Linked DNA regions of Homo sapiens: region 2 is linked to region 1. Evidence: read pairs that join two places in POLR2A ChIA-PET (ENCODE). Cell type or tissue: PC-9. All regions are shown on one strand. Each heading gives the region's core, and the rest is flanking DNA. Links, peaks and the distances in the headings are about the cores only. Region 1 overlaps GSG1 (germ cell associated 1). Region 2 overlaps GPR19 (G protein-coupled receptor 19).

Region 1 (5,382 bases), core at 189-5,188:
ATGACCAGCCTGGGTAACATAGTGAGACCCTGTCTCTACGGAAAATAAAAAAATTAGCCGGGCACGGTGGCGCACGCCTGTAGTCCCAGCTACTTTTGAGGCTGAGGTGGGAGGATCACCTGAGCCCAGGAGGTTGAGGCTGCAGTGAGCCACGATCATGCCACTGCACTCCAGTCTGGGCAACAGGGCTATCTGTCTCTAAAAAATAAATAACAACAATAGATCATGGCCTTGATGTCCAATCATATTTCTATGTGACTGTCCATACTTTGTTGAACCTAAGCATAAAAATAGACAATTTTCCCTTCATCTTTGTGACTTCATTCTGAAGGTTCCCACGTCACGTGAAACTACGATCAAATAAACTTGAATGTTTTTTCTCCTATTAATCTGCCTCTTATCAGTGGTTTTCAGTGAACCTTCGGAGGGCAAAGGGAAAGTTTTCCCCTGGCTTTTACACAACACGGGGATGATGCATCTTTAAGTTGAACCTTACACAGATCCAACTACAGAAAAGTGGTGATTTGCATAGATTGAATGACAGGGGCTGGCCTCTGGGCATGATATGCAGCAATACACAGAAGTAGGATAAAGGTGATCCACCAGAGAGGACAAATTAGAATGAGGAATGCAGAAGTCAGAGTGAATTGGAAGTGAGTATGTTAAAATCTTCCATTTCTGCCTCAAATGGTGAGAGTGGAATCAACATAGCCTCCAGCCGGCAAATCCTAGGGAGGATGTATGTGTGTGTGTGTACCTTTATGGTGAGTGCCATAATGACCCCACCAACAAACAGCAGGGGGATCTTTCTGAGTAGCAGTGATGGATCTGCCAGCAGCCACTACCTGGAGTTCTTGGACCAGCAGATTGAGCGAGAGAGAGAGAAGGTGGATTGCTGCACATTTGATACCACTGCTGGCCAGGCCCTGTCTACTGAAGTCCTGCCCCTTCTGAGGCTCACCCCAAGTCCCAACTGCTTCAGGGAGGTCCCCTAACCAGCACCTTCCATGGGAAGTGAGGCTTGGAAGGGCTTCAAGGACTGTGGTGTGTGCCTTCTTAATAGTACTCTTTTCACATTTATTTTTGGTCATGTCTTATCTTCCCTCCAAGATTTCAAGCTGCCATTAGGTAGCAAAAACGTGTCTTTGTAATTTTTATCTTTCCCACAGCAACTAGCACAGTATTTTACACATTAGACACTCAACACTAAACTGCTGAGTAAATTGAGGGTGTTCTGAATAAGCATCAGATAGCAATAACCTCAGTCAGAGGATATATAAACTTTTTCTTTTTTTTTTTTTTTTATTGAGACGGAGTGTCACTCTTGTTGCCCAGGCTGGAGTGCAATGGCACAATCTCGGCTCACTGCAACCTCCAGTTCCCGGGTTCAAGAGATTCTCCTGCCTCAGCCTCCCGAGTAGCTGGGATTACAGGCGCCTGCCACCATGCCTGGCTAATTTTTTTTTGTATTTTTAGTAGAGACGGGGTTTCACCATATTGGCCAGGCTGGTCTTAAACTCCTGATCTTAGGTAATCTGCCCGCCTCGGCCTCCCAAAGTGCTGGGATTACAGGCGTTAAGCCACCACGCCTGGCCGGTTATATAAGCTTTTAACTTTATGTAAAATAACATTAATACATATAAATATATAATTATATAATTAATAATTGACAAGGCAATTGATAACTTCTGGAAAAGTTTTATGTAAAGTCTAAACTTTATATAAAAGTTTAGAAAAAAGAATTGGGAGCATTCCAAATGCTCTTTGTGATAATCGTTTTTGGCTTTGTCTTCACTGACAGGTAGTAGCACTGACTTGCTGAAGCATTTGCTATTGTAACAAAGTGAGCTATTGGTGTCCTTTTCCCTGCATTACAGATTCCTCTGAAAGGAGTCATAGCAATGAATATTAAACTGGAAATCTCCGGGGGAAGCAGATGGATGCTTTGGGGCCTGGAGGATAAAAGAGGGCAGTGAACCTACTGGGATGTGGGGCTATTGAAACCTTTGGAAAGGAGATGGGGCTTATGGTTCTGGGAGAGGTAGCAGTCGGGCCCAGCTTCCATCCACTGCCACAGAGACAATAGAGTTTCAAATGCGAGGTGGCTGTGTGGTGCCTGTGTAGGCTGGACACCAGGTTTGGTGTCCACAGAGCCATGGGTAGGGTGTCGGCAGCCAAGCCCTTGGTCAGTGGAGAGGAACCTGGAGGGCCGTGTCTTCCAGCCTGGTGCAGAAGTGCCTGCCTCACAGTGGGGACATAGGGGAGGCTGCCGAAAGAACTGAGGCCCCAGATGGCTCTGGCAGGAGCCCCTACTCTCCATGTCATTTTCAGCCTAAGAGAAGAGGAGGCAAGCTAAAATATGACTGGTATTAGACGGCCAACTTTGCTGAGTGGTGGCTTGGAGCCAGATTTAATTGGACTTAGAGAAGTAATTTGGCAAGTCTCTCACTTTGTGTTAGAGCAGTTTATACAGTTATATTAATGCACATGGAACAGAAAAGAAGCCCATGGTTAGTTGCTGACAGACGCTTCTTAAAGTAAACCTTCTTGAGCTTTCCAGGGGATCCTTCATATCAGAATTAATCACACTTAAATCTGCTTATCTTAAGAGCCATAAATAAAACCATAGCTAAATGGACAGGTCCATAAATTTCCCTCCCTTATCACACCCAGCTTACTGTTTCTACATTTAAGAGAGAACTTTACCTGAGAAATGAAACAATTTGTTCTTCAGAATTTCCAGGGACTAAGACAGTGCATATCACAAAATGCTTATTATTTATGGCAATAAGAAATACACAAAGATCATATGTATGTAAAACCAATATGTAAAACATGATAAAGACAACTTCTGAAAAGCAATCTGCTAATATGATTTTACTTTTAAAGGCACTCAACAAATTAACTCTGCCAAGAATTGTCAGTTCTTGCAAGACTCTGGGTGACCTTGACTAAGGACAAAAAATCCGCAGCATCTGGGAGGAGGAAAGATTTTCTGTTGGTAGACACTGAAGTCGCGTGTTGCCCAGTTCCCCTTTCCTAAAATGTTTTCATCTTGGTTTTAGTTATGAAAATCCTATGGGTTTTAGTCATCATTCTCTTACTGTGAGTCATCCTTTCTAATAATTCTTACATTGCTTGAATAAGAAATGGACTTCCAGGTAAAACATCTTCACTAACTATTTGGTGTAAAGACTGACCTAAAGACTTAGGCAATTCTAACTTTTGTGACCTCAGCATTCATTTTTCAACAATCATTTTCATTCTGGTTTGGAAATTTGTCTATTATCACATCAGATTTTAACCCCACACTCAATCCATTTCAAGTTATACTTGCAAGATTTTTACTCCACATTCAATCCACTTCAAGTTATATATATTTGCAAGTTATTCTCGGGGTTATTCAGAAATAAGAAAGAATAACGAACCCCATACTAAGATACACCCACTTTGTGGCACCAAGGTGACAACCAATTTAAGGAAGAGGCAATTTGAGAAACAAAGAATAAAAAAGAGCTTGGACTGAAGCTCAAAGAGGTTCCTTCCAGAAGGAGTGTCCACCAGGGAGAGACACAAGGAACCTCATTCAAAAATCATCTTCTTGATATCGAATGATCATCTCATTCAAGAATTTTCAAGAATTATCTCCAACACCTATAGTACCATGCCCTTTGTCACATACTTTACTCCTTTCCCCAAACATGCCTTTTCCTGCTAGGGTCGGGATACCTCTTGAATTGGAAGAACAAATCTAATTTTGCAATGGTTTCCATAAAGTGATCCTGAAGAAGTAATGGCCATAAGAACAACTCTATCTTTGTGTATGCAACAGATCCCATGCCAAGGTGACTCTTTACTCGCTAGAAAAGGGACAGAGTGGTTTCTCTAACACTTGGGCCCTTAGATCATTAGGAAGTGCGTAGGCGCCAATGTATAATCAGTAACCCTTACATCAGCATATATTAACAGAGTAACCCAGAATTAGCATAGGCTAGGAAGGACAACAGATCGATGAGGCAGGTGCACTTCTTAAAAGAGCCAGGTACAAAATAGCTGTAGACTGCATCCTTTGAGCAATAGGAGGGGAAGCCGGTTACCTTGGCCATGGTCAGCGTCTTGCAGCTTGTCTGGAAGAACCGAAGGATGCCATCTGCACTCCAAGTCCCTTTGGTTTAATGTTGCAAGAATGCAAACTGTCTTCCTACCCTCCTCCCTCTCCTCCTACCCCTCCCCTTCTATCTCATATTCTTTGGAGTGCCTCATGATTAAATGCTGCCTTACAGGGAACACGGGCATTTAATAATTGACAAGGCAATCAGGGCCCAGCTGTTCTGGGAGATTACACCAGAGAGCTTGCCAATGGGGATCTGGGATTAAGCACAAAGAAGCAAGGACCTGCAATTTGCAGAGGAAATTTTCTTTAAAAAGTAAATGATGGTTTAGTTTCCACTGCCTGCCATTCCCTAGGTAACTGGTGTGAATGGATTGGGCTTGGATTTATGACAGACGAAGATATGGCAGGTCACCATCACTGCAGAAGTTTACCTTCCCTCGAGTAGGGTTTCCTATCCCTTTGAAGAAACTCTATTCTCTGCAATGTCGGGGCCTCATGGAGCCATGAACAGGAAATAGCTTCCTTGTTCCATGGGTGGTCTCCACCTTCCAGTTAGAACATTAGAATAAGTACTATTGCCGGGCGTGGTGGATCACGCCTGTAATCCCAGCACTTTGGGAGGCCTAGGTGGGCGGATCACAAGGTCAGGAGATTGAGACCATCCTGGCTAACATGCTGAAATCCCGTCTCTACTAAAAACACAAAAAAATTAGCCGGGCCTGGTGGCGGGTGCCTGTAGTCCCAGCTACTCGGGAGGCTGAGGCAGGAGAATGGTGTGAACCTGGAAGGCAGAGCTTGCAGTGAGCCGAGACTGCGCCACTGCACTCCAGCCTGGGTGACAGAGTGAGACTCTGTCTCAAAAAAAAAAAAAAAAAAAAGAATAAGTACTATTAAGTATCTCCCTCTACACATGGAATGCTGAGTGAGAATGTTGGCTGGGGATGTGGCAAAGATGCAGATAGAATAGGATTGGAGATAAATGAATTCCAGGATCTGGAATGCCATGGCTATTTACCATTCCTCTCCCAACCTTCAGGCAAAGGAATGACAATATTTTATATTTCAAAAAAGAGTTTCTAAAATGCTGAAAAAGTAATCTAAGAAACCAGTAAGGGGTCGTTTGCATATGTTCTTGCCACCAGTCAGCCAGAAGTACAAGTTGTTCTTTCTCTCCTCAAAATTGTACAAATAGCTGGGCGCGATGGTTCATGCCTGCAATCCCAGCACTTTGGGAGGCTGAGGCAGGTGGATCACTTGAGGTCAGGAGT
Region 2 (5,382 bases), core at 113-5,112, 430 kb before region 1:
CGAGACTATCCTGGCTAACACAGTGAAACCCCGTCTCTACTAAAAATACAAAAGATTAGCCGGGCGTGGTGGCAGGCGCCTGTGGTCCCAGCTACTCGGGAGGCTGAGGCAGGAGAATCGCTTGAACCCGGGAGGCGAAGGTTGCAGTGAGCTGAGATCGCGCCACTGCACTCCAGGCTGGGCGACGGGGTGAGACGCCATCTCAAAAAAAAAAAAAAAAAAAAAAAAAAAGAAATCAGGACATAAGATCTAAAATTAGCATTGTCCTAGAAAATCTGGACTGCACCCTCATACATATAAGATTGAAATCATCTTTTCGCCTTCATGTGTGTAAAACCTATTAAACTTTTTAAAAAACCTGTTAAGATTTAAAGTTTAAAAATAAACTAAAACAGACAATTTCCCCAGACAGAAAACTGTTCTAACTTTTCTGGGATGCCTGTGGCCTGAATAAAACAGGAGTCCACACAGGCACTTTTCCTTAATGCGCATACTTGAAAACCTGTGAACTTCCTTCTGTCTCTTTCTTCCTCTAACAACAAAACTCTGCAAATGAAACTCAAGCTCACCGCTTTAACTAAAGCCCGGAGGCGGGGGGCCCTTCCATCATTTCCTCCAGCTGCTTTACACCCATGAGTCTGTCTGCCCATTTCCCCAGCCCAACCACTTGGAAGCAGAGGATCCCAATGCTCAGAAACAGGACGAGGGAGCCCGAGGAGTTCCTGAGTCTAGATTTCCCCTGCTGGTGGCATAAGTTCTCACTCCACCTAAAATCGCTGCAGTTCTGAATATTCATTCAATAAGCCGAGAAACTGGGCTAGGTATTAAGAAAACAAAGATCGGCCGAGCGCGGTGGCTCACGCCTGTAATCCCAGCACTTTGGGAGGCCGAGGCGGGCGGATCACAAGGTCAGGAGATCGAGACCATCCTGGCTAACACAGTGAAACTCCGTCCAACTAAAAATACAAAAAATTAGCCGGGCATGGTGGTGGGCGCCTGTAGTCCCAGCTATCCGGGAGGCTGAGGCAGGAGAACGGCGTGAACCCGGGAGGCGGAGCTTGCAGTGAGCCGAGCAGCCTGGGGCACAAAGCCAGACTCCGTCTCAAAAAAAAAAAAAAAAAAAAAAAAAAAAAGAAAACAAAGATACGTAAGCAGTGTGCCATATTATAACTCAATTTGATAATAATTATAATTCACTGCTAAGAACAGAACTTTGTACAAGGAGCTAAGTAAGACAAAAATAGGGACCCAGTTTTGCCCGGGTAAGGGGAAGAAAAGGAAAGGCTTCACAGAAGAGGTAAAGTTTGAGCTGGGAGCTTAGAGGATGAATAGGACTTCTTCAGGAAGACAAGTGAATAAAACATTCCAGGGGAGAGAGATAGCATGTGGATTGAATTTTGGGGTCATTTTTCTGGGTTGATCTTTTTTGGGGCCCTTTTCCCCTCAGAAACATAGTTTCCTTCAGACCATGCCTCCCAGAGTATATAGTTTCTAAATGCCCTACAATCAAACTGATCTAAATTTTTCCCCTGGTTACAATGAGAGGTTATATTTGCTGCATTCATGGGCAGAAATGCGGTCAGACAGTGGATAAGAATATTAGCATATCCAGAATGGTTGTGGTACCCTTGCTCATACAGCATCTTGTTAGTCCTTTACTGCAGCATTTTCCAAGTTTGTTTTTCTCTAGCTTAGCAATACAGTAGATTGGAGTCTTCCAGGCAGCCTTAAGAAATATTGATGCCTGAGTCCCAGCTTCAGGGATTTTAATTTAATTGCTCTGGAGTGCAGCCTGGGTGTCGGATGTTTCAAAGTTCCCAGGTGATCCTGAGTGTAGCCAAGATTAAGATCTGTGCTTTAGAAATACCTCCATGTTTCTGTCTTCTCCAATAAACTGTGGACTCCAGTAGGGAGATGGGGATGTTATTCTTTTTCTCCATGCTCTACAGCTTCCACTGAAGTTCTTTACATTAATAATTGCTTATTCGATGTTTACTAAATTGGATCTGTAAGGACAGAGAACTGAAATAAATGACTCTTACTCTATGTGCCTCTGCTAGGAGAATTAAATGCACATAGAAAATCACTATATATTCTCAGAGAGGTGAAACATTGGGGATTATGGTGATAGGGGAAAACATGACTCCTGATAAAAGCAGGGCAGGTGAAACTGAAGCTACCAGGTCAACTGCTATATGAAACAGATATCTCATCTAAGGGAAAGCCAAGGTAATTTAGGTGTCCTCAGACAGGTTCTTGCACTTTCCTCCCAGAAAAAAGTCTGCCATATTATAACTAAATTCTAGGGTCCCAAAGTAAAGTTTCAGAAAGGCCTCCCCTGCTCCATTAATTTAGATAAAAATATATCTTCAAGGGGGTGTTTCTGAAATATAAGATCTGGTTAATTAGTAATTCTGTTCAGAGCCATCCATATGCAGTAATTTTAGCAGTGACAAGAAAGGCTTCTTCACCTCTTTCCTGTTCGACCTATCTCTTCCCAGCCAGTTCTGAGACTACCATTTGACATACTCCCTTGGCTGAGGTATTGAAGGTCCTTATTTATCTCTACCTATATATGATCTAAAAGAGGAATCATTCATTTATCCTATTATCTACTTCTCACCCATCCAAGCTTTAAGATTAATACATGAGTGGGGAAAATGGTAGATGGGTTGTCATAGCACAGAACTGGGGGCCAGGCATGGTGGCTCATACCTGTAACCCTAGCACTTTGGGAGGCTGAGGCGGGCGGATCACCTGAGGTCAGGAGTTCAAGACCAGCCTGGCCAATACGGCAAAACCCCGTCTCTACTAAAAATACATAAATTAGCCAGGCGTGGTGGCATGTGCCTGTAGTCCCAGCTACATGGGAGGCTGAGGCAGGAGAATCGCTTGAACCCGGGAGGCAGAGGTTGCAATGAGCTGAGATCACGCCACTGCACTCCAGCCTGGGTGAGAGTGAGACTCTGCATCTCAATTAGAAAAAAAAAAAAAAAAAGAACTGGGGACTGGTTACCCCTGTAATGATGGGATCCTGGGGCACCTGGGAGGAGAATGTACCCTATCACTTTGCTTTGTAATTTTTATTTTGCATGTTTGTCTCCCCCATTAGGTTATGAGTTCCTTGAGGATAAGGACTATGTCTTTACTTCTATATCCCTGGGGCACATAGCTATTAAAAAAGGTTTAATGAATATATGAATGGGTGGATATGTTAGTAAAAATTATCCAATACTTGAAAATAAGGCAAAAAAGGACATATACTCTTAAGATCTTGCTGGGACATTCTTAAATGGGCCTCTCTCTCTGGGAGAATGTACCTGTGCTTGACTTTGCTATTTAATATTTGACTAGAGCTGAGACATTGTGAAGATATTTATATGTTAACTTGTAGATTTCTTTCTAGCAGAAAATAATAACCCCAAAGGTTATGGACTTACTGCCCTCTAGGACATTAGCCAGTTTAGTGTTTACCTAGCAATCTTATGCTGAAATTCTTTTTAAAAAATGCCTATAAAGATGCATTCTTCAAATGCTCTTGGAACCAGCTTTATTATATCATTGGTTCCTTCGGTATTATGTTAATAAATCTTTAACATATGTTCATTCAATATTTGTAAAAGTCATGATTCTAACTTTTTGAAAATCATACTTTGTTGGATGCAATGGATGGATGAATGACTGGAAGCTAATAAGAGGGAGCGGAGGACCACAGAGAGGAATGGGGCATGGATGACAAACTTTGCTTCACAATTCTGCATCAACTGTTGGATAGGTTTTTTAGTTAGTCTATTTTTTAAGTCTAAAAATACCCTAACAACTAACTTTTTGTCCTCTTGAGATTATAAAGATTCACAAACATTCTCACAAGGTATAAAGACCATTTTTATTTCTTGAGATTTGTTTAAAAATTTAATGTCAAACAAGAATTTTTATAATATTGATTTTTTACATGATTTGGTTGAAAAAAAAAAACAGAAACATTTTCTGTAGAATGGGAAGTATCTGCTGGACCTACATGGATACATATGGGTATTTACTAATGAGCAGTAAGATTACAATCATGACAGTAGTTATAGCATTAATACTACCAAGAGTTAATACTTATTTTTGTGCTTACTATGTGCCAGGCACTTTATATGTGTAACCCCTCAAAGTAGGTAAAATTACTGGCCTTGTTTTACAAATGAAAAAAACTGAAGTTCTTCCCCAAAGTCATACCGTTGGAAAGTGGTCACTCCAAAGCCCTTGCTCTTAACTACCATCAGGGTTTCCTGACCAGTGAGACCACAGAGGGCTGGATCTGAATTCAGAGAGTCAAATTGGCTGTACATGGGTAAGTCTTTCTTGACTATTCATTCAAAGAGAGGAATACAAAGTTATTCCCTATAGCCTCTTGCCTACCCACAGATACATCTGTTCAATATGCTAGCTCAGAAATATGTGACATAGTGAACAGTTTTAAAAAATGATCACTCCCACAACGCACTGCACAGAAGCTTAGCATCAAAAGTGCGCCAGACATGCTGGCCTGGAGAAATAGCCTTTCTTCAGAATAAAGAGTGTGAGAGTATTGGCATTTCAACATGCTGCATAATTAACTGTTGCCTTTTAAACAGAATGAAAGCAGAATTCTAGACTTCAATTTGAATTGAAATGAGGAAAAAATTTGATCAATTGTATTATCCCAAGTAGGAAATTATCTTTTAAAATTTTAGTTGTTTAAATTCAAGAAATACCACGGTACGGAGATTTTAAGGTAAACCCTTCATTGTTGTGTAGGCTTGATTTGTTTACATGTGAAAATGAGAAATGCCTGTAACACTAGTGGGCTGGGACTGGCTTACATAGGGAACCCTGAGCCAACTGTATATACATTTCTTCCCAACTCCAGGCTCAAAGACATCATGTTGGCATCATGAAGCAGCCATGGTAGGAGTATGGCAAACACCAAAAATTGAAGTTTTGTTTTTTTCCCCCCTCTGCAGAGCCAGTTGTTAAACATTTACCCGCACACCACTTCCAGTAGGGCAGGGCTTTCAGGGCAGCCTATCCTAAGTCCTGAACTTACACACATTGCTGAACTTAAAAATGGCTCAGGAGGCCACACAAGCTCTTCTGAAGCTTCCTAACTGACTCTCTTGCTGTGTGGCCTTGAGATAAAGACTCTGGTGTATGTGTGCTTGTGTGTGTTTTATAGAGATGAGGTCTTGCTATGTTGTCCAGGCTGGTCTTGAACTCCTGGGCTCAAGCAATCCTCCTGCCTTGGCCTCCCAAAGTGCTGGGATTATAGGTGTGAACCACCATGCCCAGCTGAGAAAAGACTGATATGAACATTAGGTGATTTATAAAACTACATAAGGCTAGGTAGCCACCAGCATG

Evidence for each region. ChIA-PET counts read pairs that join two places held together with the same protein. Peaks named below come from ENCODE experiments on the same cell type or tissue, not always from the same donor. Only the 100,000 strongest peaks of a DNase experiment are listed, where the experiment ranks them.
Region 2: POLR2A ChIA-PET joins it to region 1 with 5 read pairs; 2 of 35 experiments call an interaction of 5 or more read pairs at or near these places.

Annotation. Positions count from the first base shown.
Region 1 is chr12:13,091,502-13,096,883 of GRCh38, forward strand. The region is part of intron 1 of GSG1 (germ cell associated 1); the gene reads right to left. Among named protein-coding and RNA genes, the nearest start is that of GSG1, 9.5 kb to the right of the region's middle. In PC-9, for the core only: no CTCF peak of the experiment used is centred there; DNase peaks (open chromatin) are centred at 530, 1,880 and 3,100; H3K4me3 peaks cover 300 bases; H3K27ac peaks cover 3,846 bases.
Region 2 is chr12:12,664,716-12,670,097 of GRCh38, forward strand. All of the region lies in intron 3 of GPR19 (G protein-coupled receptor 19), which reads right to left. Among named protein-coding and RNA genes, the nearest start is that of GPR19, 29 kb to the right of the region's middle. In PC-9, for the core only: no CTCF peak of the experiment used is centred there; no DNase peak of the experiment used is centred there.